4 separate regions of the Mus musculus genome follow, and all the other regions are linked to region 1. A link is a loop called in an ENCODE intact Hi-C map of the cell type or tissue named here. Cell type or tissue: heart. All regions are shown on one strand. Each heading gives the region's core, and the rest is flanking DNA. Links, peaks and the distances in the headings are about the cores only.

Region 1 (7,249 bases), core at 746-5,745:
AGGAGGCTTACCTGGTTAGTGGAGAAGGCTGCATTATTTCCCAAGGTGACCAAGGCCTTTTCAGTAATGACAGGATCGTCGGTTGACTCCAGCAGATACAGAAGTTTCTTAAGCTGCTCTGCATTTAAGATATCGTCATAGGAGCCATCGGTTAGGTCTTCTGCATAAGAAGGAAGCCATTTAGAATTCATTGAAACTCACCAGTAATGTGTTTTATTGTTAATGTGTGAAATGTTCAAACATATACTCTGATACTGGGCACAGTTGTTTGGCTTTTTAAAGGTCATGGACAATTTTCATGTGTTAAGAGAAAAACCACAGGACAGGCAAGCTACAAATCTTGGCATCTGCTAGGAAGAGGGAGATGGGAGAAGAGGAAGAAGGAAGGTCATGGCTTTAAAAATGCAAGTGGTGTCAGCCATGGAGGCTGGCCCGTGGGAGGGGAGGCGCTACTGAGGACCAGGGAGGTGCAGTGTGTGGGAACGCCTGCTTACACTTTTCTTTTGGCCAGAGTCTGAAAGAATAAAGAAAAGAAATATTAAGTCAAATGTCAGAGGCTCTGTAGATGGCTGCCTGGCATTGTTCATTGTTTTAAGCACTTTAGATGTCCCCCTCCCAGTGGGGACACACACACACACACACACACACACACACACACGAGTACACTGCCTTCAGACACACCACAAGAGGGCAACGGATCCCATTACAGATGGTTATGAGCCACCATGTGGTGGCTGGGATTTGAACTCAGGACCTCTGGAAGAGCAGTCAGTGCTCTTAACCTCTGAGTCATCTCTCCAGCCCCATTCCTTCTATTCTTACTGTTACAAGTTGTCAGAAATACTATTTTAATAACTTTTATACAATAGCATGTAGTTTTAAAAAATATATTAATACAATAAACAACATATAATTCTATCAATTCTCCATATGTGTCCATCTGGGCTCTGTATCTTATTTCCCTGATAGATTTTCATTAGTAATGATTGAATGAGTTTATATTATATAAGTCAGGGTCTTACATCAAGTTGAGTTATTTGATACTGTTTCCATCTTTTTCAATGGCCTCAGAGAGTCTTTGTTTGGGGAATACACTTGTTTTTGGAGGCAGGTTAGCCTAGACTGGCACTATTTCGTGATCATCCTACCTCAGTGGACTCGGGCTGGGATTAGAGCTAGGCAACACCTTCCTCTCCTGGACCAACAAACTTCACAGGAGGAATTACACACTTCTCAACAGTTTAAGGAGAAGAAGAAATAGATTTCTCTCAAATGCAAGGGTAGAACGTTGGGAAGGGGCTGTGGGCAATCGATTTTTAAAGCTGTCTGACCCTGGTTTTCTTTTCAGTACCAAAGTGTAGTGGTGGATGCTGTCAGACCCAGCAACCCCGGAGATGGAGACAGGAGAATCAGAAGTTCAAATTTTCTGCTATGCAGTGAGTTCCAGGCCAGGGACACATCAGATCTTCTGCCTTAAAAAAGCAAAACAAAAGACCACCACCACCACCAACAACAACAACAACAAAAACCCACCAAAGTATTCTTGTATAGAAATATTTGACAGAGAGAAAAAACAAACAAAACCACAAAAAACCCACACACAAACAAGCACCCTACAAATCAGGCTTTGTAAGGGCAAATGCTCATTTTCAAAAACTGCTTTCCTCTGTGACCAAAGGGGAAGGTTCTGTGCACTCCCCTTTCTTACAGCATTTCCTGGAGGAAATGGAAGGCTGGAATATAAATCCATGGTTGTTCCTGGTCCCTTCTAGTAAGTGCAAATTTTGAAAAGTAAATGCTAGTTGTACAACCCAAAGATGTGTTTTCTACCTGCCTTTAAAGGTGCCTTATTTTTGTTCTAGGGAAGGGCAATTAGCTCCCACCAACCTCAGTTTAAAAACAAATATATTTCTCTACCTTTGAGGCAAGCAGGTATTGGTTGGCAGGTTTTATTTCAAATAGTTTTTCCAACAGTTTTCACGACTTAAGCCATCCTTTTAGAAGGGTGTGTCTCCTGTTGGTTGTGGTTCTTATTCCCAACACACACACCCCGGTTGCAGGGACGCTACGGATGACTTAAAGGTACTTCCCAGGACAGGTGCCACAAAGTGCTGGCAGAATTGCATCTCAGGGATCCATTCTTCACATAGCACGAGCAAAGTTTCAACCCAGGCTTGAGGCCCCTGAGAACCTTCTCACAGTAAGGGGCATCTCTTTGATAACAACACAAAAGCTCAGGTAAAACTTTAAAATGAGAGGCAATCTACTTGGCTCGGAGAAACCTCAGCTCTTGGCTGTGAAGCCGAAGGGAAGTAACAGGACACTTCGGGCAATGTTTTCAGCTCTTATTTTAAACAAAGAAGTGGGAGCAGGGAAGCGGCTCAGGACCCACCCAAGGCAACCTGGGCTTCCAGAGTCGTCTGTCTACCTCCAGCCTTTCTCCCCATGCAGTCGCGGGTGTCTAGGGCACCTCCAACCCAGCCTGGCCTGAGGTGGGTCCGGAGCCCCGAACCAGTCCACCTGCCGGGCAGCCCATCGCCTCACCTGCGGATCGCGAAGGGCGCAGTCGGCGACCGCCTCGCCGCGGTCCCCGAGTCAGCCGGTAGATACAGTAGCAGGCGCCGGCGCCCAGGACCAGCCCTGCTGCCACCCAGCCCACGTCCCGCGCGCCACCCATGCTGCTGCCTCGGAGCTGCAGGGAGCCGAGGAGCCAGGGCCACACGCAGGTGCAGCTGGGCCAGAACCAGCCCAGAGAAAGGAAATGGGGTTGGAGCTCCGCCTTCCGGAAGCCGCCCTGCTAAAATCGGAAGCCCTCCCACCCTGTGTGCTGCGGTTCCTTTCACCAGGCAGGCGGGATGCCCCTAGTGCAAGCAGCTTTTTCCTGGACCAAGACCGGGACTGCGGCGCGTTGAACACAGACCCTAGCTCCGCCCCAACACTCACTCTCCCGTCCAGCCCTCTCATTTTACCCGGCCCCGGCCTGTACTGTCCTGCCCCGCCCCTCCCCGCTCTGCCCCGCCTCTCTGCACTCGCCCCGCCCCTCTCTGCCCCGCCCCTCTGCAATCGCCCCGCCCCGCCCCAGTTGCCCCGCCCCCTCCCTGCTAGGTTCTTTCTTCATCTCGCGAAAGGCTTGGACTATTTGGCACCTCCTTTGTGGTTGCTAGGCAACGCTCCGGCGCGTCTCTCCTCCTCAACGTGAACAGCAGTAACCTATGAAACGCATTCTGAGTCCTGCTTCTGACCATGGCTTCACTACGCAGTGCCACCCCCAGGCTAAGGAGCTACTTCAGGGACAAGTACATTCCTCAAATCTGTGAGGTACTGCAGCCACATAGCCTCTCACACAGTGGGCGCGGGGAAAAACTGGGAGAGGCAAGGAGATTCCCGGAACTGGAGCTAAGAAGGAGCAGGATGGGGAAGCTTGAAGTCAATTTAGGGTAACTAGAGAGAGAAGGGTAGGTTAGAGAAGACCGAAGGGTGCCGGTGGCTAAAACCAAGCCCAGGTGGGGATGACAAAGGAAGGGGACGGGGGAAAGTGACAATCTGCAGGGGGCGCAAAGAGCACAGGGCCTGGGTTGGAATCTCCAAGTGTCAACTACTAAATTCTATTATGGAAGAGCGTCTTGAGCAAGAAGTGAGTGGTGAGCCACTTGAAGACAAAAGACTTGAGGGGTTCTGGGTGTAGGCTTCGCCCCGCCTCGTTGTTAGCAGGAGGGAAGAAGAGTCACCTGCCTCTACACACAGCTTCACAACACACCTTTTTAGAGATCGCCACCAAGCAAAACCTGAGGTCTTGGTTTCAACAAAGAAATGAATTTCGGGGCCAACTTGTATGAAGCAAAGCTGGCTTCATTAAACGCAGGAACAAAGGTGCTCCAGTAGAGAGAGTAGAACACACCTGGTCAGACAATTGCGGGCTTCTGAAGGGAGAGTCGACCTTAAGTGTTGTCTTCACAATGCTGACATCAGTATTTTTTCTTGTGACTTTCAAGGTTACATTTCTAAATGTTGCCAAGAAACTACTACCCCTTTTCTTTTTCTTTCTTAATTTCTTTATTCACTTACTTCCCGATTGCAGCCCACCCCTCTCCTCCCCTCCCAGTCCCTTACAAGCCCCTCCCCCACTACCCCCTTCCCCCTATCAGAGGAGAAGGGAAAACCCTCCTTGGGTACCACCCCAGAGTCCCAGAAGGATAAACATTCCCCTTTTATTAACATCACCCAAAGAGTATAGTCTGTAACAAAGTTAGATTAAAAACCGAAGTTTCTTTTTCTCTCAGTAACTAACATATAGTGCATTTATGAACAGCTTCATTTAGTTCTGGGAGTGGGGAGGCCAGGAATTCAAGATAATGTGTCATTTTGACCTTATGTAAGCAGAGCCTAATTACTGGCCTCGACATCCTTGGTTGAAGTGTCTGGAGATACAGCACCCAGCCTCAAGTGAGCACAGTTGAAGTCCATTAGGTTCTTACCCGCAGACTTAAAGTCCTTTCTGAGCAGTGAAAGTAGATCAGTTCTGAAGGAGCAGGGTTTCCTCCTCTACCTCCGCCTCCAGTCCCCTCCAGTCCCCTCCAGTCCCCTCATTCTGCCCTGCCTCGGGAGGACAGTATGGTATTGAAAACCAGGTTTTGTACTCCTGGGGGCAGGGAGCTGAGAAATCACTGGTGACTCCCATTTATCTGTATGTTATGTTACGCGGTGTATGTTATGTGGTGATACAGCGGGAGTTCTGAAATGGGGCGAATGAGGGAGTTCTAAGGGAGAGAGAAGAGTGCCATTCAACCTCCAGGGCAATTGGGCACAACACTTCCTTTTAGGATGGCTTTTCCCCGTGATTTTATCCAGATGATCCCTTCAGTCACCTCTGCTCACACATTAACAGCAGGGGCAAGACAGGTTTTGGGCACACTCATTCACTTTCCCTCAGACCATTAAGGTGACTTCTATTCTGCCAGGTCTCTCTGTACTTTGTACTTGTTGCAGTTATCTATGCATGTTTGACCTCTTCTGAACATTGCCTGTGTGTTCTAAGTAAACCTAGTTGTCCATCCACAACACTGTTTCCCTACAAACCTGTGTACACTCTGATAAAGGAAAAACCCAAACCAAAGCCTACCCATGCCAGTGGTTTGTAATGGTTTGTAAACTCTTACTTGCCAGGGAGACTGAGGCTGAAGCTTGCTTGAGCCCAGGCATAGGGATGGTAAGACTCAAAAATAAAAAACACAACCAAAAAATAAGCAAAATAAAACCTCAACACCAAACCAAACCAAACCAAAACCACAACACTTGCCTGATCTACTAAGCTTATTGAATCTGCTGATTGATATTTAATTTTCATTGGTTTTGGAACCAATTACTTAAATCTATTGTTATTTTTACCCAATTCTTTTCTATTATAGGAATCCAATCATGAATATAATAAAATTCTACCCTTGTCCTCTGTTTTAGCTTTTGTCCAGCTACCTCTTTTTTGTCTTCTGGATGATATTTTGGATATTTTTCATTGACTTATTTAGTGGATTGCTAACTTTACTAATTCTGCTTTTTGTTACATCTCATCCCATCTGTTGAATACAATAAGTGAAATCTTAATTGTAGATAATGTATTTTTCAGTCTTGGAATGCCCATTGATTCCTTTTAATGCATTCCACTTATTAAAATTATAAAGATACTTTTTCATCTATTTTGCTATAATCTCCTGTTTTCAAACATGTTAATGATTGTTTTGTAAAAATCACTCTCTGGAAAGCTGGTCACACATGTCTATAATCCCAGTTCTTGGGGAGCTAGGACAAGAGGCTTGCTTTGAGGCCAGGCTGGGCCACATGTTGAGTTCAAGACACTTGGTAAGCCTGAATAAAACAAAAACAAGAAGAAACACAGGTTCCTTCAACATCTGGATAATTTTTGGGTCTGTTGTCTGTTGTTTCTTTTCTTCCAGTAATTACCTCTACACACTGAGTGATTTTTTTTTGTTGGCTATCAAGTAAAAGAGAACAGTAGACATTCTCCACAATGCATTCTTCAGCAGAGAAAGTCCTCCCTTTCCTCACTCTAGAGGGAAGAGCTGAGCTCGATCCAGGCGGATGAAGCTGGCTGCTGCTCTGCTGTGCTGCAGGAGTCCTCCCCTTTTCCTGTGAATCTCTCTTAGAGTTGTGCCAGCTGGCTCCCAGCTTCCTTCATGAACACCCTAGACCCAAACATATTTGTTACTGAGCAAGTGATCACAAAAGCTGGCTGGTTTTCTTTCTACTAGTGGCAGACTATCCTCTGCCTGGACCCAGTCTTCATTTTAGACCCAGAGCTGGGAATGAGAGCTGAGCTTTGTCAGTTCGCTGAGGAAGAGTCTTCCTCCCATGGAATTTTGACCACTCTCCAGTGTCTTACTCTATGTAGGATGCGTCCACCCACGTAGAGGCCGGTGATCAAGACTGGCTCCTTAGTAAGTCACTCTCCTGAAAGTTGTTCTCTGACTTCCACACATGCACACACAGTAAATAAATGAGTTTGTCAATCTACAAATAAATAAATGTTAAAAGCATAAAAATAAAAAAGTAATATTATTCTGTCAGGAAATACTCTTTCTCTGTCTCTTTCTCAGATCATGTGATTGCACTTACATCGAGCTAGCCTTCCCCATCACTAGAATCTAATAAGATGTTCTTGCCGTCTAAGAATATTGCCTACATAAAAGATATGAACATAAAAAGTTGTAGCATCTTTTCAAAAGATCTTGGAACTAAGTATTTTAAAATATTTTTGGAGGTATGTGTTTCATGTGTATGAGGGTCTCTTTGTTCTTTGATGCCAGACTGGTTAGTCCTTGAGTTTCAGGGAGCCTCCTGTCTCTAATCCCCCAACCCAGGGCTGCTGGGATTATAGGTGTGTGCTCTTGAACCTGGCATTATGTGGGTCCTGGGGATTCAAACTCAGGTCTTCAAGTTTGTGAGGTAAGTGCTTTACCCAGTGAGCTATCTCCTCAATTCAGAGTTAGATATTTTTACATGTTTGTTTTATATTTTAAATATATGAAGTAAATGGTTGGATACTTAGAAAACTGGGCAAGAAATGTTTACTCTATGTAAATCATTTTATGGTTCAAGAACTATGTGTTTTAGAAACTCCAGACTAAAGAAATATGTAATGGCAACACCAAAAGGCTGTACCCACAAGGAATTATGGGAAACATAAGTACTGATGCTTACTTCTGATTCAGTATAGTCATCTCTCAGAATGCAGGCA
Region 2 (7,249 bases), core at 1,539-6,538, 760 kb after region 1:
CTGCCTGCCTCTGCCTCCCAAGTGCTGGGATTAAAGGCATGCTCCACCACTGCCTAGATAGCAGTCTATGTTCTTAGCTGTGTTAACTGCGAAGCTCTCTTTCCAGTCCTTGCACCATTTCTTATAGTCCACGACTGACTTAAGATAGTGTGGACACTGGGCATGAACCTCATTCATGAGCAATTGGTTCCTTTTCAGTGTTATCAGGTCCAAGTCAAGCCTTTCGATGCACCACAGGGATGTTCTTAACCTCTCTGCATACTTGCAAACTTAAGAGTTTTGCATTTAATTTCAAGAGGTGCTAAAATAAAGCACCCGAGGTCAACACATTGAAACATGTTTTTTGAGGCAGGATTTGTGTATAGCCCTGGCTATCCTGAAACTCTGTAGACCAGGCTGGCATCAAACTCAGAAATCCACCTGCCTCTGCCTCTTCAGCACTGAGGTTAAAGGCATGTGCCCCACTGCTGGGTGCATAATGAAGTTTTTGAGGATAGAATGACTGATATAAACTTTATATAGTTTTTATAAACAGCAAGACTGAAGAGGTGTCACTGGCTAAATAATCCACACAGGACTGATAACTATACTTGCACATAATCCTTGTTTCTTGTATTTTTAAGTATTTCCTTGCTAGAGCAGACCACTAAAAAACTTGGGATTTTGTTATTACCCAGTGTTTAAAGATCCAATGACAGGGGCTAACTTTTATATCACTGTTCTCTTTTATTTTAAAATAGATTTCTTTTAAAAAAAACTTTTTATGTGTATGTCTACATGTGTGTGCCACATGAGCCCAGAAAAAAAATGTTCAGTGCTAAGATTCCTTCTGAATGTGAAGATTACCTGGCACCCCTGGTTGGTATCGCCTGGTACTAGAGTTACAGGCAGTCCTAATCGCCTTATGTAGGTACTGGGACTTGACTCAGGTCCTCTGATAGAGTAGCAAGCATTTTTAGCCAACAAGCAATCTTTCCATTACCCAGAACCTTAGCTCTGTTACTCTAGAATGCATCCTTATGCTTGGAAAGCCCAGTACCCAGTACCTCTCACTGCCAGAATATTTTTAATTTCTCTTATTTTTTTTTCAATGCTAGTATCACTAAGATAATTCTTAAGAACTTCTACTTTCAGTTGGGAATTCATTAACTTATACCTTAGCTTAAGGTATAAAGATGTATCTAATCTTCATGTATGGATTTACATTTCAAGATTTTTTTTTAATCGAAGCCTTGCGACCTTTAAGTGGAAGGGCAGATACAATGGGAATCAGAAGGCAAACTACATGCAGTGGAGTAAGGCAGCTTACTCAACAGAGGGCAAGGAAATGGCAAAAGCTGAGTAACATTTTATTCCTCTGATCACGTGGTCATGAGAGTGTGAGAGGCACAAGTAGGAAAATTTCCTTCTCTCCTTCCACCACCCAGGTCCTGGGGACTGAGCTCAGGCCATGGGCCTGGGTGGCAAGTGCAGCATTTACCTGCTCTTACCATCCCAAGAACAACTAAGTAGGAAAGTAATCTCCATGACAAAGCCACTGGCAAAAGACAGAGTGAAGACAGGCACACAGGAGAGAAGGGAAAGGTCACCAGGGGGAGAGGTAAACAAAAGGTGAGAGTGATGCAGGAGAAGCAGGGACAGACAAGAAGAGCTGTGGTCAATCTATTGCTAAAGTCTGCACATCTCGAGGATGCTAATCTTGGTAAACACACACCTGTTGAACTTTAGCAGTTGGATGCTGATGTCCTAGCACCTTCTCACTCTCAACTATTAGCAGTTTGTTTAGTTTGCAAATGCTTTGGACTGCAGGGATTTGGCAGACAGAGCTCTGCCTACATAGCCTGGCCAGCCTAGAACTTTGCTTACATAGACCAGCCTGGCCTTGAACTCTATCTAAAGAGCTACCTGACTTGACTCTGCTAGGACTTAAAGGCACAGGGGTATAAGGAACTGCTCACATTAGGTTAAGTCACGGAAGGCAATTTTCTGTACCAGTCTTTTACAAAAAATAGAATATAATGGAATGAGATTAAGTTTGGAAGCAGAGGTGGAGATGTGGGCAGACTGCTTAATTAACTGTGTGTTTTTAATCCTGTGAATTATGTTTGCTCAGTCCTAACCTCTGATTTGGTCAATTTAAAGAACCTTTAACAAAGTTTTGTGATTATTAATATCCTTAAACACAACTTTTCTATATGGTACAGGATAATACAAACTTTTTTCTCCCCCATCCCCACCCCCTTCAGGAACAAGTGCCAAGTCGAGTGCAATGACTATAGGCATTTTAGGACAAGAGGTGAAAGGAGGCCAGGGCCTAAGCTTATTGCGGTTACAAGTTTATAATTGTGGGTGGAAACAAAACTCGGTTGTAGAAAAGTATTCTCAACAATGGAGATGACCTTCCTGACATTTAACTGACGTTTAAGGATTACATACGCTGAACTACAGTGGTAATACAAGGTTCCAATTTTACAAAGACATACTGTTTTAATAGAATTTATTTGGTTTTTACCACCATTTTCTCTCTATGTGTTGGTCCAAGGCTAAGATTTGCTCAATAGATATTTCTCACTTAAGGTGGTTATATCTGTACACAGAAGGTGTTTTTTTGTTTTTGTTTTTTTTTGCCCGTATGATTCCGGATCCATTGTTGAAACCTTCAGAGTTTCTTTCCCCACACATGGAAATACACACCTGCATCTAGTAATTAGTTGTGCGTAGTAGACTCATCCAAGGTCCTTCCCATACCATTCCATTTCCCTTCTCCCGCTACTCTTAATACTTATAAATGAACTCTCCTTACCCGAAGACAGCTCTGTTTAACCAGCTCACAATTTCCTTCTCAAAATAAGTGGCCTCGCTGCTTACAACTTGGTTGACTTTAGGGCTCATCTGCCCTGGAACGTGAGGATCCTGCTAAACTATCCTGGTCTTTGGTTTGGAAATGCCCATGGTGGTTTCGCGGGAATATCTGGACTCTCCCAAACTCATGCTGGAATTTAATGCGTTTTTTGCAAGACGCATCCCATAGCCGTCGTGCAAACGCGCCCGCACGCAGCATGAAGGGGTGAGGTCACCCGGAGGCAGCACGGACAGGACAAGGGCCGAGCTCCCGACTCACCTGGTAGAGCGGCTGGCCGGAGAGCCGAGAGGGCAGCGAAGGTCGGGAAATCCGCCAGTTTGGATCCTAATCCTCTTCCACACTTTTCCCCCCATTAAATTCTTAGGCCCTCACATGATAATTAAGGAGAAGACATAGTTCCGCCTCTCCAAACAGCCGCAGCTGAGGCCCTCCGCACCTCAAGGTTCCGCCCACATCCGGGGCTGTTCCCGCCGCCCTTGGCCTATCCCGGAGAGCAGAGCGAACGGCGTTCGGCGCTCACGGGCCCGTTTTTCTTGTTTATTGGTTCATTTGGCCGCCAGTAACTGACTGCCCTCCGTTTTAGAGCGATAAAAAAGGGAGGCAATGACCGCGCCCCCTGGGCCCGCCCCTTAGTCCTATAGGTTGGTAGAAAAGTCAGTTTTCCGATCACGCCCGCCGTCGGGCCCGCCCTCGCTCGCCGGGACCCTCCCACCCCTCTCGCCCGGTCCCGTAACCTGCGGGCTGCGGCGCAGACTCCGTGGTCATGCGAGGAGCCGCGGAGGAGGCGGGGCGTCCCGGGAGGCGGAGCGCGGTGCGGGCGGCGCGAGCGGCGCGAGGGTGGAGGCAGCGCGCCGCCGGCGGCGGGGCTGTAGCTCTTTGGGCTCCAGCGGCGGCACTAGCCTTCGCGACTCTGCGCGTCTCCTAGCCGCTTCCCAGCGGCGCGGCGCCGGCGGCTACGGTAGGCGCCACAGCTCCATGCTCGGCGGGCCATGTGGAGGTCGCCGCACTCTGACAGGATCCCAGGGCTGTGCGGACCGGGCGGCGGAGCGGCGGGCGGGATGGGGGCGCGGGCTTCGTGGTCGCCGTGGCGCCCCCTGCCACGGGCACCTGCGGGCCCCGCTCGGCCGCGGCCCCCTCCCTTCGCCGGGGCGCGGCGGCTGCGGGCCGGAGCTCGGCGCGGTGTGGGCGCGCGCGCCCCTGCGCTCCTCTGGCTTGGGGTCGCGCGGTCCCCAGAGGGCGTGTGGGGGCGGCGGGTGGCCGGGCCGGGGCCCACGCGAGGTCCTCTAGCGGCCCGAGGCGCGCGCGGGCTCGCGGAGCGGTCGCCCTGCGTGCAGGCACTGCCCGCGCGGAAGGGCAGCTGCTGCTCCCGCAGCTCCGGCGCACGGGAGTTGCGGCTCCTACAGCGACCGCGGAGGGGCGGCTACCCGAGTCTCGCGCGTGGGCCTTGGCAGGGCATTTCAGGTCTGCAAACAATGCAGTGGTCCATAGGCATGCTTCACCTTGTTTCCGCCTCGTGTTGACAGCCAGCGTTCTAGTATTGTTCTGGTATTGTGCTTTCTAACTCATCACTGCCTTGTTAAACTTCAGGAATCATTTTGTTAACCATTTTATTTTTGTCCGGAGAACACCTGGGGACTGTATTAACATGTGCTACTGGGAAAGTACAATGTGGAGCAATTAATCTTCCTTGTGGGTTTTACATACTTGGGTGTATGTAAATTAGGTATGCAATTTACAATTGTTTTGTCAGTGGTAGACGTTGCTTACTTTGATGTTACTTTACGTGTAATACTTTAGTAATTTTTTATTGCTTTCATCAAACATTTTTAAGCGTTTCTTGCCTTTTTTCTTTTTCCGAGTCTTTGATTTTAAGTGATTATGAATTTGCTAGGTACTTTTGTAAATCGTTTTTCCTAACACTGGACTTCCACGTGCACTTTAGCTCAAGTCCTAACTTAGGTTTGGTGTACAGGCTATAGATTAAAAGGGAAAGAAACGGGTGTTTCTGTGAGTTTTATGATTCAGACTCTAGACCCCAGAGGAAAGAAATCAGGAGGTCCGGGTAGACTGAGCCATGTCTGGAACCAGAAAACAAGGTGGTTCCAGGAAATTTCTTAAGTTTTTCCCTCTTTGGAAGTAGTCTGCCTCCTGCACAGGGAAGCAGTTGAATGCATTAGATAGTATCAGAACTATCTAATGTTGGGTGGCGAGGATTCTGAGTTTTAGTATATTGTAGTAGATCATAAAAATGTATTTATTTCAAGTGCATCTAACTGTGTGGGCAGTCTTGCATAGCCAAGCTTGCAAGAGTTAAATATTTTAAAGGTCAAATTGGCACTGGAGAGTTGATGCTAAAAATAAAGATGACCTGAACAGTTTTTAAGTGGAAACCTTTTTGGCTTGTTCAGTTTATGTATAATTGTAGGGAATATGTAATGCATATATCGTCACTAAGAGAATTTATGTTAGTATGTTGAAAAAAATGAAGATCATAAATTAGTTGGATTATTTATATATTATATTATGTCACATAATCCAATGAGTAATTACTATTCTCTATTATTACAACTAAGATTTAGTTAACTAATGGTTCGAGATTTTAATGGTAATAAGTTGATAGATTCACTTGTAACCAATTTAATTACAAGGACTACATTTCAAGTATGCTTTTGGACTACAGTTAAATGGGAGTAGACTTGGTAGAAAGAGACTAATAGACAACAGTGTTGCGGGGTGATAAGCTGAGTCCAAGCTCTTTCTCTTGAAACACTTTCAGATCACTGTGTAAACGCAATTTTGAGTGTTGTTAAAGATGTAGGGACGAAGTCAATCACTGTCACTCTTCTTAGGAGTCAGCGGGTTTGTTTTTTTTTTTTTTTTTTTTTTTTTTGGTTTTCGAGACAGGGTTTCTCTGTGTAGCCCTGGTTGTCCTGGCACTCACTTTGTAGACCTGGCTGGCCTCGAACTCAGAAATATGTCTGCCTCTGCCTCCCAAGTGCTGGGATTAAGGGCATGCGCCACCACCGCCCAGGACTGCCAGGCAGGAGTCAGCGGTTTAAGAGGAGCGATACTTAAACAAAGGATAGCACCTTACTGTGTTGTGACTGTGTGGAATCTGGCTGACTTTATGGAGAGTTTAAAGGATAGGTACTTGGGTCACGTGTGGTAGCATGTGCCTTTAATTCTATCTAGGTTTTGAGAGCCAGAGACAGGGAGATGTCTGGATTCTAGGACAGCCAAGTGTACATAATGAGACCTGTTTTAAAGCAATAACGACAAAAACCAAACCAAAGGGGTTGGGGAGATGGCTCATTGGTTAAGAGCACTGGCTGCTCTTCCAAAGGACCAAGGTTCAAATACACATGCGGGCAAAACATCAGTGCGCATAAAAGTAACACTGGCTGCTCTTCCAGAAGACCTGGGTTCAGTTCCCAGCACTCACATGGCTGCTCATAACTGTAACTCCAGTTCCAGGAGATCCAACATCCTCCTCACCCAGACATACATGCAGGCAAACCATCAATGTAAACTTAAAACAGAAAGAAAGAGAGAGAGAGAGAAAGAAAGAGAGAGAAAGAAAGAGAGAGAGAGAGAGAGAGAAAGAAAGAAAACCAAACCAAAACAAGATAGTCACTAGAGTTTGAATACCTGTTGATCTTTTTTACTGTGAGCATGATACCACATCAGTTTCCTTATTTGTTGAACAGAGAGGATAGTACTTGTAAGTGAATATTAAGTACTAAATAAAATGATAAGCACTGAACAAAGAAGGAAGAACATGTATCTTTTATTTTTTAAGAGAATGGTTGGGAGGTCCAGGGAGGAGGTTTCTTTTTTTTATTATTATTAGATATTTTCTTTATTTACATTTCAAATGTTACCCCTTTCCTGGTTTCCCCTCTGAAAATACCCTCCTCCTACCCCCTTCACTTCCCCCCGCTCACCAACCCACCCACTCTGGCTTCCTGGCCCTGGCATTCCCCTCCACTGGGGCATAGAGCCTTCACAGGACCAGGGGCCTCTGGGAGGAGCTTTCTTGAGCATTGGAGACTTAAGTAGTTTCCATAAATAGAGAAGGAAGGAAGATACTCCATACAGGAGAAGACAGTCTCACACCATGAGTCTAGCTTGAGAGAATGGGAATTGTAGCATTATATATAAGTCCTTGTATATCAACAATAAATGCTGATTTGCATAGATTGTGTCTCGGCAGAGTGAGTATATCCGATTTTGAAAATCAGAAATTGCCAAATAATCATTTTAGTTATTTTTTTTTTTTTTTTGTTACTGTGACAAAACACCACGACCAAAAGCAACTTATAAAACGTATTTAATTTGGGGCTTATGGTTCTATAGGTGAAGAGTCTGTGACCATCATGGTCTGGG
Region 3 (7,249 bases), core at 1-5,000, 140 kb before region 1:
GATAGGTGCTAGGAGAGTTGAAGTTGTTAAGAAAGGGAAGAGCGAGACACAGCAACATTGAAAAATAGTTCTTAAGGTAAAAGAAATTTAAAACTAAGTATGAAGATAAAGCTAAAAATGGTAAAAAACAAAACAAAACAAACAAAACAAAACAAGAGCAAAAAAGAGGGGAGTGGGGGAAAAAACTAAAAAAGGTGTGGGGATGAAGATTACATCCAAATTTTGACTACATATCATACATGAGTGAAAAAAAATGTCAACAAGCCTAGTCTCTGTGGGAGTCATTTGGCAATAATGATACCCCTGCTTCTAGAATTTAGCCTGTAACTTCCATGTGATAGGTTCTATAACACGGTCATTTGTGAACTGTTAACAATCGAAATCTCCACCAATAATTAAATGTTATTGTACTACCACAACATAGGACAATAAGCACATGGAGGGAACAGCACTTGCTATCACGAAATCTCTAAATTCAAGATGCTGATATACAGCAAGACACATTATGACAGACACACTCGAGTCTTGTTAAAAATATCTAGAAAAAAAAGAGTAAAATGGCAATTCACTTCGTGGCTGGAATCATGGGGTCAAGATGAGAGTTTATCTCTTCTATCTCTCTTGTACCATCGTGTTTCAGGATTGTCGCTACACAGTGACAATCTGTAGCCAAGCTGCTACAACTGGGAAGGAGGGAACAGGGCCGGGAGGTAGAATTCACAGCCCACCTGGCTGGCCACTTTTTGAAGACCTGCAAGACTTCAGGAGATACAGAACCTCAGCGCCTGGTAAAATATTCGAGGGGGCGGACGTGAGGCAGACAGACAGACAGACGGGGCTGCGGCCCAGAGCGGTCACCGCTCGGATCTAAGGCCGGCAGGGCACCGAGGCGGCGGGAATCCTGCGCCTCTGCGGTGCCAGCGCCGGCCGCTCCCGGCCCGTGTCCTCTCACCTCGGATGGGCTTGTCGTCCTTCTCCTCCTCTTTGGTTTTCCGCTGGTCCGCACCTAGGTAATCCGGCATTTTAGAAGCCGCAAGTGCCTCCGCGTCTCGGTGATTACACAGCACCTTTCCCGCTTCCGCTGGTGTCTTCCCTTTCTCTTCCCCACCGGAAGTAGCTCCGCGCCCGGGCGCCGGTTCCCTGGACATCTGGGGACTGCACGCACGGCTGACGGGAGGAAGGGTTGTCTGGTGGAAGGAAACGCGTGTTCACCCCGCTCCCTCACAACTCCAGTCTTTTTTAGATACCCGAATAGGAACGTCCAAGATTAGCCCTAGCTCAGTTGATGACCTAAAATCGTGATTTAGTCACTAGTAAATAATACACATAGGCGGGTAGTTTATTTCATCTCTAAATAGTTTGCCTCGCAAGACTGGAAAGGCGCTACAGAGCAGGCCTTGTAGAATGCCTGGCAGTTTGGACGCAGTTAATTGGTGGCTAGATCTACAAATTGAATAAAGATAATGCATTTCTGTTAGGGAGTGTGTATCCAGGTTATACAAAGATCCACAACAAGAAAGGAATCTGGTTGTTATGACAGGAAAGGAGGAGGGAAGATTAAAAGATAGAGGGAAGGAAAGTAGGTAAAGAATTTGGACATATTTCTCTAGAGGAGATACACAAATGCCAATAAACGGACGCATGAAAGGATGTTAAAATCAAAAGCACGTCATTCTCTTTAGGATGGTTCCTCCTCCTCCTCCTCCTCCTCCTCCTCCTCCTCCTTCTCCTCCTCCTTCCCCTCTCTCTTTCTCTCTCTCCTTCTTAAGACTGGCTCTGCGTGGTCCTGGCTATCTAGCAACAGATCAGGCTGTCTGAGAACTTAGAGGTATCTGCTGCGACAAAGGCTGTGCGCCACCATGACCGACCCATGGATCACTATTATGTTTAAAAAGAAAGTTTGACCGGATGTTGAAAAAAAAAATAGATGCTGTTTACACTGTTGGTGTAAAATACTGCAGTGCTTGCGAAAAACTGAAAATAACTAAAATAAAATCTATATAAACTAGTTATCCTACTGCTAAATATCAAATGCCAAAAAGTTGGAAATAGGATTTCAAAGAGATCCGTGTACAGCCCTATTTATAGCTGCATTAGCAAAGGCCAAATGAAGAATAACCCAAGTACCCAAATACATAAGATGGGTAAACAAAAATGTGGTTATGGGAATATAGTATTATTTGGCCTTAAAAAAATAAATTCTGTGACCATTATACTAGTGAATACACCGCTCACATAGAGACAATGTTATAATATATAACATTATTAATATAACAATACAATGATATATAGTTATATGATTCCACTTTTATGAGGTACCTAGAGATTGGTGGTAGCTCAGCACTTGGGAGATTTAAACAGGATATTCACAAGTTAGAGGCCGGCCTGGGTGACAAAAGTGAGTGAAGTTCTTTTTCAAAATTATTTCCTCCGTCTTGCTCTCACGTGAAAAAACAAACAAAAAAACAAAACAAAAACCAAAACAATCCTTTTCACGTAGGAACTGATGCGTCTAGGAACTGTTCCTTCGAGCTCCTTGGTCTCCGGTCGGTTTAGAGTCACAGAGGAAGTAGGCGGCCGCGCGCATTGGCGCGAGGCCGTGGGGGTGGGGTTGGCGGCCGCGCCGTGCGAGCCCCATCCCGGAAGTGCTCACTGGTCGTCTCCATGCGCCGGCTCCGGGGCGTAAAGCCTAGGCGCGAGGCTCAGACCACAGGTAGTGCGGACGCGGAGGGCCCTGCCTGCCGGCCGTGAGCCGCGGCGTCCGCGGGACCAGCCCCAACCAGCATGCTGCTCCTGCCGAGCGCCGCGGAGGGCCAGGGCACCGCCATCACCCACGCTCTGACCTCCGGTACGTGCCCACCAACCCAGTTTCCGCCCTGCCTCGGGCGCCCCTGCCCCAGCCCTGTCCCTAGCAACCCCTGGCTCGGTAGCCTTGACCCCGGCAATCTGCTCCGGGACTCGGGGGACTGTGACGAGCCCCTGCTGCTCAGTGCTGTAATTTGAAGTGTCCCCGGTTTCTCGGAAAGGAGGGTGGGGGCGTCTTCCTTGTGCACCTGTGGTTCCTTCATCCTGGTGAGGCTGCTGACTCACGGAGCGGGCTGAACAGCTGAGGACCGAGCCCTCCTGTACCCCGAAAGGCCCCCTAAGGCACCCCCCCTGCCCACGGCGGAGCGACCCCGCTGCACGCACCCGCGTGCCGGGAGAGATACAAAGCCTTGTAAACGCTGTTCAGCCCTTCGCCTCCACCTTTGCTCCCGGCTGTGTATTTTGCTTGTCGGAACTCAGAACTTCCTCATTCCGTTGGAAGCCCCCTGTGAATGCTCCTGGACAGCTTGGCGTACACCAAGGATGGTTAAAAGCACAACTTAGCCTCCTGCTGTAGGGGTTTTGGTTTATAGCCCTGCACGCCAGAAAGTATTTCAAGTGTCGGGTCTCTCATTTTAATGATCTACATTAATTCCCATAGCCGCTTACCGTGGGCACTTGTTGAATATAATTTTTAAATGTTTCCCATGGCACGTGTTGCGTTTGTGTGTCGCGGTAATCCTGTAGTGAGGGAAAGGCTTCCAAGACACGGTTTTGAAAGCCACGCCCCCGCTACTCAGCCGGTTCATTTTCGCGTTTGACTCCTCTCCTGTGTTAGGTGGAGGAAATCTTAATATCATAAGCCAGTTAAAACGTGAAAAAGAAAGGGTCTTAGAAAATGATGCCCACAAATTGTGCACCAGAAAATTGCCCTTTGATTTCTTAAGAAATTAAAATTATGATCTTTTTTCCTGACACAGATTACCATTTTTTAATTTCTGTTATACATATCTACAGTTATTTATTCCATGTTACTTTCTCTACAACAGTTTAAAGCTTTAAAACTGCATTCGAATATTCTAGGAACTGGGTGAGATAGGTATTGTTTCCATCCTGAAATGATTCAATCTGTTTCAAGAAATTTACAGTTCTAGATTAAAGCCCTGAAATTCTGGGTTTACATCCAGCCTGTGTTATTAAGACATAGAAACGGTAATGAGTTCTCAGCATTGGCTTGGAAAATTGTCTATTTCAACAGATTATTGTTAGAGAATCCTTAGAATTATTAACCATTTTAATAGCTAATCTGTTAATAATTAAGATCGCATGAGTGTGCAGTCTTTGTTTTTTGGTAGCTTTTTATCATTTTTTTTATTACTATTACTCGTTTCTTGCCTTCCCTTCTCACATCATCAGGAAAATATTGATTAGCTGCTGAAATTATTTTCTTATGCTTAAAAAAAATAACTGATCAAGTGTTTTTGAGTGCCACACAGCATGTGTGCAGAGATCAGAAGAAAAGTCCATGGAGTCAGGTCTCTCCTACCTTCATATGGGTTCTGGGCATTGAGCTCACCTCATCAACCTTAGTGGCACATCAACTGGAAGAGACTGCTGGAATAAAAAGATGTTACCAATGATAATTTGTTACCCAGGGTGCAACTGGGATTTTTATAGTTGGTGGTTTTAAAATTATATTCTGACATCATTGTTCTGCTCTCCCTAAGAAACTGTGTGGCCTTGAAATAGATGTGTTCCATGCAATAAATTAAGTCTTACTGTTCTCCCTCACAGCCTCTTCAGTCTGTCAAGTTGAACCTGTGGGAAGATGGTTTGAAGCTTTTGTTAAGAGGAGAAACAGAAATGCTTCTACATCTTTTCAGGAACTGGAAGATAAGAAAGAGTTGTCAGAGGAATCAGAAGATGAAGAGTTACAGTTAGAAGAATTCCCCATGCTGAAAACACTTGATCCCAAAGATTGGAAGGTATTTGCTATGCAGAGCTTTCGCTCATTCAGAGCATCAAACTTAGGCTGCATTCCTAGTTTCCCATTAGTACCCTGTATTTTAAGGCAGTTCAACATGATAGTCATAAGTAAGCTCTTAATTGCTAAGCCCATAGTATGCTGTTTCAGCCATAGCTGTCAAGCAAGCCTTCACAGCGAAAAGTAATGTCTCTGGGAATGGTGATGTGCACCTATAAACGGAGGACTTGAGAAATGGAGATGGGAAAGTTAGAAGTTCAAAGGCCTTGACTACACAGCAGTTAGAGACTAGCCTGGGCTACATAAAGCCCTATCTTTTAAAAAGCAGACAACAAACTCCAGCAGATCTTTAAAACAGGAGTGGCAGTTAATGAAGTAGAGAAGGGAAAAAAGGCATTCTGGGTAGAAGACAGAATACCAGAGACACAGGAGTGAAGAATGTCTGACCACACATGGGGGATCAAGGCTGTGGAAAAGTAGGCCCAGAAAAACCTAGTCTAGATGTTTATGCTATATTTTTAAAGCTATATTTAGGAATGAATTAATATCCTTGAAGACATTAAGTCATCAGCGTTTCCCAGGCTAGCCTCAGGGAGATAAGTCACTGGAGTACGTGTAAGACTGTGTAAGTTCAGCCCCAGAACCCAGTTTAGAAAGTCTGGGGATTTGGTAGGGGAGCAAAGGGGACAGGAAGAATCAGAAGACTTGAGGTTCTGAGCAAAGCACGTTATGTAATCCCAGCACTGCGGTGGAAGAGACGGCTGTGTGTGCTTACTGATGAGCTAGTCCAGATGCAAGGTGGACCCCAGGCAAGTGAGAGACTGACTGGAGGAGGGAAACGCTTGACTGCATGAGGAATAACACTTGAGCGTGTGGTCTGGCCTCCACGTGCACACACACACAAGCTCACATGTCTCTAAGGTTGAAAAGAACCATTCTGTTGGCAATGTGGAAACTGAGTAATGTTCTGCACAGGCAGAGCCTGTTGATGGAGATGTGTAGCCAGGGTTGGAGGAGTAGACTAATGGTAGCCAGGGCTAGGATGCAGACTAAGGAACGTTGCAGGGAGTTTTGGGTCGAAATATTAGTAAAGTTGTCTTATAGTTGGTTGGACATTGGTCTGTGGCTCATTAAGAGTCTTTTGGACTCATGTGCATAAAATATCAAGAAGGCTGTATTGTCATCCACGACTGGCGCCTAACTTACATGACTGCACAATGACTTACATTCTTTTTCTTGTTGGTTGGTTGGTTGGTTTTGGTTTTGTTTTGTTCTTTTGATATGGGGTTTCTTGGTGTAGCCCTAGCTGTCCTGGAACTTGGATCTGTAGACAAGACTAGCCTTGAACTCATAGAAATATTTGGGCCTCTGCCTCCCAAGTGCTGGGACTTAAGGCATGCTGCATCACCACTCGCCTACTCATTTACACAGAGCCATTCTGTACAGAAGCTCTGGATTCTGCTACGGATGCTGCACTTCCGTTTGCTTGCTTGCTTGTGCTGCTAGAGATGGAACTCGGGCTCATTTCATGCTAAGCAGGTGCTCTGTGGCTCCAGCCTGAAGCCTCGCTTTGGAAAAATTTTAATGATATTAAAACATGAGGGTTGGATGTACTCTGTTCAGATTTAACTCCCTTTTGTGTGTTTATCAGAATCAAGATCATTATGCGGTTCTTGGACTTGGCCACGTCAGATACACAGCTACACAGAGACAGATCAAAGCAGCTCGTAAGTACTTACTTAGTATGGGAGGTATAACTCCAAACTCGGGGGTGCAGCACCCTGAAGTTCATGAGACCCCATCTTAGAAAGGGAAGGGATTAGGGGGACCTTGAGTGTTCTCAGAGTTCAAGTCCTGCAGGAAGAGATCAGAAACCCTGTAAGAATCATTGCCCATCAAGGAAACGGGTTTCGTTTGTTTTGGGTTTGGATGGTGCTGGGAATCAAACCTGAGGCCTTGAGTCCTGGCCAGCTCTGCCTGCCACTGAGCTTCATGCCTAGTCCTCTGCTCTGAGGATTTCTTCCAGGTAAGAGAGAAACAGGGTCTTGCTGTTCAGACCTTAGATCCATGTCCGCCTTCCAAGTGCTGGGATTGTAGACGGTTAGGTATGATCACCATGTTCTCGTCTAATTAAAAAATTAGGTCTCTTTTAGTTTTGCTTCCTAAAAAAGATTTTAATTTTGAAAAATTAGATGTGTGTATCTGTGTGGGTATGTGCACGTGAGTGTAGGTGTGTATCTGTGTGGGTATGTGCACGTGAGTGTAGGTGCGTATCTGAGGGTATGTGCACCTGAGTGTAGGTGTGTATCTGAGGGTATGTGCACCTGAGTGTAGGTGCGTATCTGAGGGTATGTGCACCTGAGTGTAGGTGCGTATCTGAGGGTATGTGCACCTGAGTGTAGGCGTCCTCAGAGGGCAGAAGTGGGTTATCAGATCCCCGACGGGGAGTTACAGGAAGTT
Region 4 (7,249 bases), core at 937-5,936, 55 kb before region 1:
TGATCTTGGCAGGGAAGAAAGCTATATTCTAGTCTGTATGTGCTCACAGTAAATGCCATTCAACAATGCTTTAAAAATAATTATTACTGGATGTGTGCATGATATGTGTATGGGCATGTGTGCCATAGTGTATTTGTGGAGAACTGTGTCATTGGTTCTTGCCTTTCAGGGGCTGAATTATGTTGGCAGGCTTGCATGGCAAGCACCTTTGCCTGGTGAGTCCCCTTGCTATCCCCAACACTTTTGAACTGTGCATTTCAGGTGATTAGGATAGTGAATTTTCATGTGCTTTTTTTTTTTTTTTTCCTTTTTCACCATAAAAAGCAGCAGCATTTCTATGAGAGTTGAAACTGTTCTTTAAAAAACCTTGAAACAAATGGAAACTATGGGCTTTTGCCAATAGTTGCTGACTAATGGTCCAAAACAGAACAACTAGCCACTGTTATCAGCACCCTCCCCTCCTTTATCAATTACCCCCGTTGTTTTAGATGAACAGAACAGTACAACTACAGTGGCGGATTGGGACTAAGTACTTGGGAGGTAGAAGGGAGATTTTCTCACGTCAAAGATAGTTAATTTTAAAAAGTGATTAGAATTTAGTTGTCTAAGTATCTTCCTGTCATCTCTTGGCAGTATACATGTGTTTTACATATTTTAAACAATTTTCTATTAATTCTTTGAGAATTTCATACAACATATTTTTAATAAATTCACTTCCCCCATTCTGCAACTCTTTCCCACTCAACTTTGAGATTTCTTTTTTCCCTTGCCTATATTTTTTAATAGTTAGGAAATCTTTGAGTTGGTAGCTCCATAAATACAGATCTGATATTAAAGTCTTCTAGAAATAATTCTCTAGTGTTGGCCTTCAGGAAAAAAAATTACATTGGTCATTAGCTACTTTTAGGGACTTGTGTAAATTTACTCATCTTTATTAAAAATGAGCAATTCAGAAAACGAAGAGTTAGCCTTACGTTCTGAGTGTTCCACTTCCTAAGAGAGACATAAATAGGAAAGGCAAATAAAACTCACTCAGTTCAGCAGGTCAGAGTCTAAAATTAAACCATGAGTAAAACGCTTAGGGTGCAATGTTCATTCTGTCCTAAGTGAAGGAGAACAAACTGGAGAGGGTTTGCTCTGCAGGATAGAATTTGTTGTACTGATTTGCTTCCTTTGGTTTCTCTAGGGAAAACAACGAATTCTTCCATAGTTCTGAAACTTCTGTAGTGTTTGCTGGGTTGGGAAAACAAACCTTACTGCATACTGTGATCCTTCCCGACACACACTGGCCTTGCTTATCTAAAACACTAGCTCCCTGAGGACTCCTCTCTCCACCATGCTAAGAGGCACTCCATTTTCATTTTCTGACTCATAGACTCATATCTTGTGCTGAGGTAACTACTCTGTGAACATGGCGGCATGTCAAACTAAACCTTTTACTTTTGTATGAAAATGCTATTGTGGTTGTGAAACCCAGAATATTTCTTCTTAGAAGAGTCAAATGATTTAAGCATTATTGTATCAGAAATTTATCCAAACAGCATGACAATGCAGACCCATTTTTTGTGTATATAAAATGTGTTCACAGTGACTGATGGAATAAGGGCAAGAAATGACATGTTTAAAGTTCCCTAGCAAGGATGCTAGGAATCGAAGCAGTAATAGCAGTCTGTCCTTTGGGGTTGAATTTGAAGTGTGTCTTCCCTTCTTTTTTAAAATTTGCTAATGCATGTCGAGAATTATTCAGCCCCACCCAGGCGCAAAAGAGCTATCAGGAATAAACTTTAAACTTTTGCTAGTTTTACACTTAAAACTAGCAAAAGGAAAACAATCAGTTACAACTGCAAACTACCCTGAGGAAATCAAGTATACATCGATAGTGTCCTGCAGTATTAGATAGCTATAGTCACTTTCTAAATGCATTATAGTTTGGTTTGCATATTCCTAGCGTATCTGTACTAATGCCTGGTCTTTCTTTTCTTTTTGCTAACACAATCTCAGACACAATCTATTTAGTTCTGGTCTATGAATATATCTCACAAAGACCTTCAAGAGTATTTAAACTGTCAGCCTATCTATTTACCATTGAATTCTGTATGACTTTGCAAGTTATCTCTTGAAATAATTTCAACCAGTTAAGAATTTCAGAATTGTAATTTTATGTTTTGATCTTATCCTGAGATTTCAAAAAGCCAGACATTTAGAACATTATATGCCGAAGGCTGACATAATTTAAAATGTAACTGAGTACACAAGGTAGTGGAGCCATTTATACTCAGTACTCACTATATATAATCAGTGTCTGTAACCGAGCTCTTTAGTCAAGACTGTCAGTGCTGTTGTACATAGTGGGCCACGACAGGCACATTGGGCAACCAGATTCTTCTGGGTTTAGCAACTGTCAAGGAATGAGCTCACGTGACCTGGAAGGCTGGGAGCCAAACTGGTCAGAGAGCTTTGCGGTATCAGTTCTGCTCGCTGCGCGGACTTTACCAAGATGGCCTCGAGGCCTCTGCGCCTCTGTCCTCCGGGGCAGCCATCTTGGTAAAGGCCAGGCAGGGGGTGGCTCCCGGTATGACCCGGCTGCAGCCTGGGACCGCATGGTCAGAGACGACCGCCACCAAAGATGGGGAGGCGGCGCGTGCTGAGGCGCTGCGTGCAGCTGTTGGTGTCCTCAGCGGAGCTGGGGTGGCCGGGCCGAGGGAGGAGAGACGCGGGAGGAGGGCGTAGAGCGGCTGGGCCCGCAGAGCCGAGGCCCTCAGGCGAGGAGACGCGACGCAGCGCGCGCCTGCCTGCGCTCCGCGCAAGGTGAGCCCGCCCCTTCGCTCCACCCTCGCAAGATGGCTCCGCCCCTCGAGCTTCCGCTCCGTCCAGCAGCCTCGCTTCATCCCGCCCTCTAACCAACTCCGCCCCCCGCCTTCCAGCGCCGCCCACCGGCATGGCCCCGCCCACATACAGCGCGCCGCCTTCCCGGGAACCTGAGCGCCTGCGGGTGAGCCTCCCTGCTGTTAGCCTGGATCTTCGCGGGAGGCGGTTCGGCGACCGCGGTTCCTTTTCGTTGGTTTGCTCCTTAGTCTCGATATCTGCGTGGAACAGCCTTTCTGGGGCTGTTCGGATACCTCGGTGAAGTGCAGCGGGTTTCGAGTAGGTTTCTAGCACCCAAGCCCTGCCTCCTCCTGGAGATGCACTTGTGAGTGGCAGGCTTCTTTTGAATTACCGCACCTCTGGAGTTGCGGAGCTTGCATCTCTGGATCCGCTTACGTGAAGAGCCACCGCGTTTTTAGGCGCCCAGAGGGAAGTAGCTGTATTTGGGATTTAAGATCTACCCTTCCTGCTGCAGACTCCCTGGTTACAGCTCCACGATAGGAATACAAGTGGGTGTATCTTCATTTGGTTGTATGTAAATGAATGGGGTCCACAACTTGCTCAGAGCAACTTATTTCAGCTTCGGTGTAGTATTTATGTCCTAAAAAAATCCATCCCCAAAGCATTATTGCCGTTTTTCTTAAAGTAAGAGTAACTTATTTAACCACAGAATGAATAAAAGTACGAGGCGGGATTAGAGAAGGATGGCAATAGACCTTTTTCTTTCTTTTCTTTTTCCTTTTCTTTCTTTTGTACTGTGTTTGCTCATTAGATCGGCTATTCTTGATGGCGGTTCATATGGACTCCTCTTCCCAAGGAGCGCGGTATGAACCCGGTTGTTGTGAATATGCGTTCAAGGTCTCCAGTGGAACCTGGATAATGTGTACTAACAGTCAGACCCAGAAAACATTAAGGGATTGAGAAAAGTCAACAACATAAAAAAAAAAAAGTCTGGGATTCTTGCTTTGCCCTTACTGTAGGCTGTTTATACGTTGTTATGCTGTGACTTGCATGGGTGGTTTTGGCTTAGCATGAAGTCAGAAAGCCACTTTTGCAACACACTTCTCTTAAATTAAGAAATAATTTTCATCTTTATTAACAGATGGACGTATAACAGTTCTGTTTTGTCACATTGGGTAGAAGTTAGTGGTAACAACATGATTTAGAAAGAAGTTACATAATCTTTAAAAGGGTGATTACTTGTATCTTACAACAGTCTAATTAAAAAAAATAGTTTGATTTTTGTTGTAAGGAAATGTTAGCTCTGTTAAAGATTTAGGGCAAAAATGTGCATTTAAAATCAGAATCTAAGAGGAATCGAGGGTTTGAAATGGGTGTAAGTCAATTGGAAATACAGTCATAATTTTCAAAGATTTTATTTTGTTAATATTTTTACAGGCTTCATCCCTTCACGAATTATATAGCAAGTGTCCAAGAGACAAACATCTCTAGTGTATTTATCATGTTTCCTTTTCCACCCACAATTCCAAACTCGATCAGACAGATTCTGATTCCAAAACTGATGATTTTTTATTTTTTATTTTTATTAGATATTTATTTACATTTCAAATGTTATCCCCTTTCCAGGTTTCCCCTCCAAAAACCCCCTATCTCCTCCCTCCTCCCCGTGCTCCCCAACCCACCCACTCCCGCTTCCTGGCCCTGACATTCCCCTACACTGGAGCATAGAACCTTCACAGGACCAAGAGTCTCTCTTCCCATTGATGACCAACTAGGCCATCCTCTGCTGCATATGTGGCTGGAGTCATGGGTCCCTCCATTTGATCTCTTTGGTTGGTGGTTTAGTCCCTGGGAGGTCTAGGGGTACTGGCTGGTTCATTTTGTTGCCTCCTATGCAAAACTGTTTTCTAATGTTTGTTCAGTGGGACTGTTTAAAGACATTTTAACGTAAGGGTTCTGTCATAAGGTCAGGGATGTTTTATTGGAAAAGGTTTTGGTTATACTTTAGTTCTTTGAGTCACTCCTACCTATTTGTTTGAAAGAAGTCTTATATTCTTTTAGGTATTTAGAAAGCCAAAGGGATTTTTGTGGAAATTTAGTTTATATTTTCACTTTAGTTTGTTTTCTGTGTGCACGAGTGCGTATGTGTATTTGTGTGTGCATGTATGCGTGTGTTTCTCTTAGTGGTGCATAGCTGTAGCTAGAGTGGGGTCTCCCATTCCTTTTCATTCTATATGAGTAAGAATGTGGCTGCATGGAGCGCCCTGTCTATGTAGGTACTATAGATTAAAATAAATACAAGTAAAAGTGGTTTAATTGAAGTACTATTAGGCATGTATAACATTGGCATGAAAATCAGTTCCAGTGATTTCCACTGCAAGGTTGAAGCAATCGTCTTTTTTTTTTTAAAGATTTATTATTTATTTATTTTATGTATATGCATACATTGTATGCTGTACAGATGGCTGTGAGCCATCATGTGGTTGTTGGGAATTGAACTCAGGACCTCCGCCTACTTCAGCCCAAAGATTTTATTTATTATTGTATGTAAGTACACTGTAGCTGTCTTCAGACACACCAGAAGAAGGCGTCAGATCTCATTACGGATGGTTGTGAGCCACAATGTGGTTGCTGGGATTTGAACTCAGGACCTTCGGAAGAGCAGTCAGTGCTCTTACCCGCCGAGCTATCTCACCAGCCCGCAATCGTCGTTCTAACGACTACATTCCTGAAGAATTCTACATGTCTATAACTTACTGCTTTACTTGACCCATCTTTTGAACCTAGTAACCATTTATTCTGTTTTTATTTAACTAATTGACTTTTACACCATGCTATGTATGTTCTTGGCTAGCTCCAGGAGCAGTCCATACATAGTTATACTCATTCTACTGCCAACTAACCTTAAATGATGTATTATAACTTACACTTTTTTTGTTTTGTTTTGTTTTTCGGTTTTTCAAGACAGGGTTTCTCTGTATAGCCCTGGCTGTCCTGGAACTCACTTTGTAGACCAGGCTGGCCTTGAACTCAGAAATCTGCCTGCCTCTGCCTCCTGAGTGCTGGGATTAAAGGCGTGCGCCACCACGCCTGGCTACACTTTTTTTTTTCAAGATATTTTTGGATGTTTATTTTTAGTTGATCTTGCTGATCTAAAGTACCTGACTTTATTAATACTACTCCATGGATTAAAGACAAGAATTCATGAACCTGGGAGATTTTAGCCATTGGGTACTTTAAGGCAATAACTCTGATTCATGTTATACAGATGAAGCAGGCAAGCCAAGATCACACAGTATAGGTTGCCAATGCAGTATATACTGTACCTTTAAACTGGATAAAAAGTTGGGGATAGCCATTATCATTGGCTGTGGAGTCATGGGACTAGATTTAGATGGATCAGCATAAATCAAAAGCCTGACTGAAAAACAATTCATAGTACTGAGTGTGGGAACGCATGCTCATAATTCCAGCATGTCGGTGAAAGAGACAGGTGAGGGATTGTGAGTAGGAGGCTGGTCTGGGCTGCATAGAGGGTTCCAGGCCAGTTTGGGATATGTAGCAAAACTGTCTGAGAAAAAGCAAAGGGCAGAAGCTAGCATGGCTTCTGCCTGGCACGCTGAACAACCAACCCCGTTACTCTTAAAGAGAGAGCTCTGTGTGTATATATAGTTGGAACTTTCCATACCAAGGGACACTAACTAATGACCAAATAGGAAATGTCTGATATACTCATGTGATTTTCTAATCCTCCTCAGTTAGAAGAATGAAGTTAGGACATCAGCGATCCTTTAAACCGCTCACTTGTTTGTCTTGCTTTATCAGACCCTTGGCCTACAGCTATTAGATGACCACAGTCATTTGTTTTGGAAGTTATTTTCTGTGTTTGAAACCCCTTGCTCAGTCTACAGAGATAATTGTTCCCGTTTTAAATGTGTGGGGTTTTTGTGTGTGTGTGTGTGTGTGTGTGTGTGTGTTTTTTAGCTTGCTTAGAGAACTCATTGAAGGGCCGAGCTCACCCTTCCTTCTACTGTAGTTAAAGAGCCAAGCTCACCCTCTCTTCTCCTGGAGTTAAAGTCACTAATAGACAATTCAGCAGTTTCTGGACTTCATATTTTTTTTTTTTTAATTTAAACTAAACAAAGTCCTGAACTTGAGATAGAGCATGCCATTTCTCTTCCCGGTGCGGACCATGTCTCTGTGTGCTCTGCTAAGGATTTTTAGGTGAGATGCGATCTTAATTATCCAACGATAATTAAGGGGAGTGCATGGCTAATAGACAGTCTAGACTCCTCTGGCCAGATCCAGATCCTGGGAACATCCTATGACTCTGTGGCCTGGCTTGCTTGGTCTGTAAGGAGGTCACACATGTGTTGACTTTTGTCATGGGATAGATATTCAAATGGCAAGAGACCCTGGAGGG

The links. Hi-C counts contacts between places; a loop is a spot of excess contacts. Peaks named below come from ENCODE experiments on the same cell type or tissue, not always from the same donor. Only the 100,000 strongest peaks of a DNase experiment are listed, where the experiment ranks them.
Region 2: it touches region 1 in a loop (11-fold over the local background); 3 of 42 quality-filtered maps call a loop at or near these places.
Region 3: a loop joins it to region 1, with 3 times the contacts of the local background. A loop is called at or near these places in 2 of 42 quality-filtered maps.
Region 4: it touches region 1 in a loop (7-fold over the local background); 13 of 42 quality-filtered maps call a loop at or near these places.

Annotation. Positions count from the first base shown.
Region 1 is chr5:21,641,531-21,648,779 of GRCm38, reverse strand. Fbxl13 (F-box and leucine-rich repeat protein 13) reads left to right here and starts at 3,175. Exons shown (of 21, transcript NM_001199632.1): 1 at 3,175-3,318. The coding sequence starts at 3,244. It overlaps Armc10 (armadillo repeat containing 10), which reads right to left and starts at 2,774. Exons shown (of 6, transcript NM_026034.5): 1 at 2,545-2,774; 2 at 12-160. The coding sequence starts at 2,677. In heart, for the core only: a CTCF peak has its summit at 3,549 (motif pointing right); DNase peaks (open chromatin) are centred at 2,829 and 3,179; H3K4me3 peaks cover 2,308 bases; H3K27ac peaks cover 1,079 bases.
Region 2 is chr5:20,878,528-20,885,776 of GRCm38, reverse strand. Phtf2 (putative homeodomain transcription factor 2) reads left to right here and starts at 3,653. Exons shown (of 18, transcript NM_172992.3): 1 at 3,653-3,821. Tmem60 (transmembrane protein 60) reads right to left here and starts at 3,324. Exons shown (of 2, transcript NM_177601.3): 1 at 3,122-3,324. In heart, for the core only: a CTCF peak has its summit at 4,311; a DNase peak (open chromatin) is centred at 3,416; H3K4me3 peaks cover 4,076 bases; H3K27ac peaks cover 2,856 bases.
Region 3 is chr5:21,780,588-21,787,836 of GRCm38, reverse strand. Dnajc2 (DnaJ heat shock protein family (Hsp40) member C2) reads left to right here and starts at 2,672. Exons shown (of 17, transcript NM_009584.4): 1 at 2,672-2,848; 2 at 4,600-4,790; 3 at 6,441-6,516. The coding sequence starts at 2,785. It overlaps Psmc2 (proteasome (prosome, macropain) 26S subunit, ATPase 2), which reads right to left and starts at 1,090. Exons shown (of 12, transcript NM_001368661.1): 1 at 953-1,090. The coding sequence starts at 1,022. In heart, for the core only: no CTCF peak of the experiment used is centred there; DNase peaks (open chromatin) are centred at 1,096 and 2,626; H3K4me3 peaks cover 3,744 bases; H3K27ac peaks cover 3,120 bases.
Region 4 is chr5:21,697,100-21,704,348 of GRCm38, reverse strand. It overlaps Napepld (N-acyl phosphatidylethanolamine phospholipase D), which reads left to right and starts at 2,953. Exons shown (of 5, transcript NM_178728.6): 1 at 2,953-3,144. In heart, for the core only: no CTCF peak of the experiment used is centred there; DNase peaks (open chromatin) are centred at 2,548 and 2,878; H3K4me3 peaks cover 2,008 bases; H3K27ac peaks cover 1,763 bases.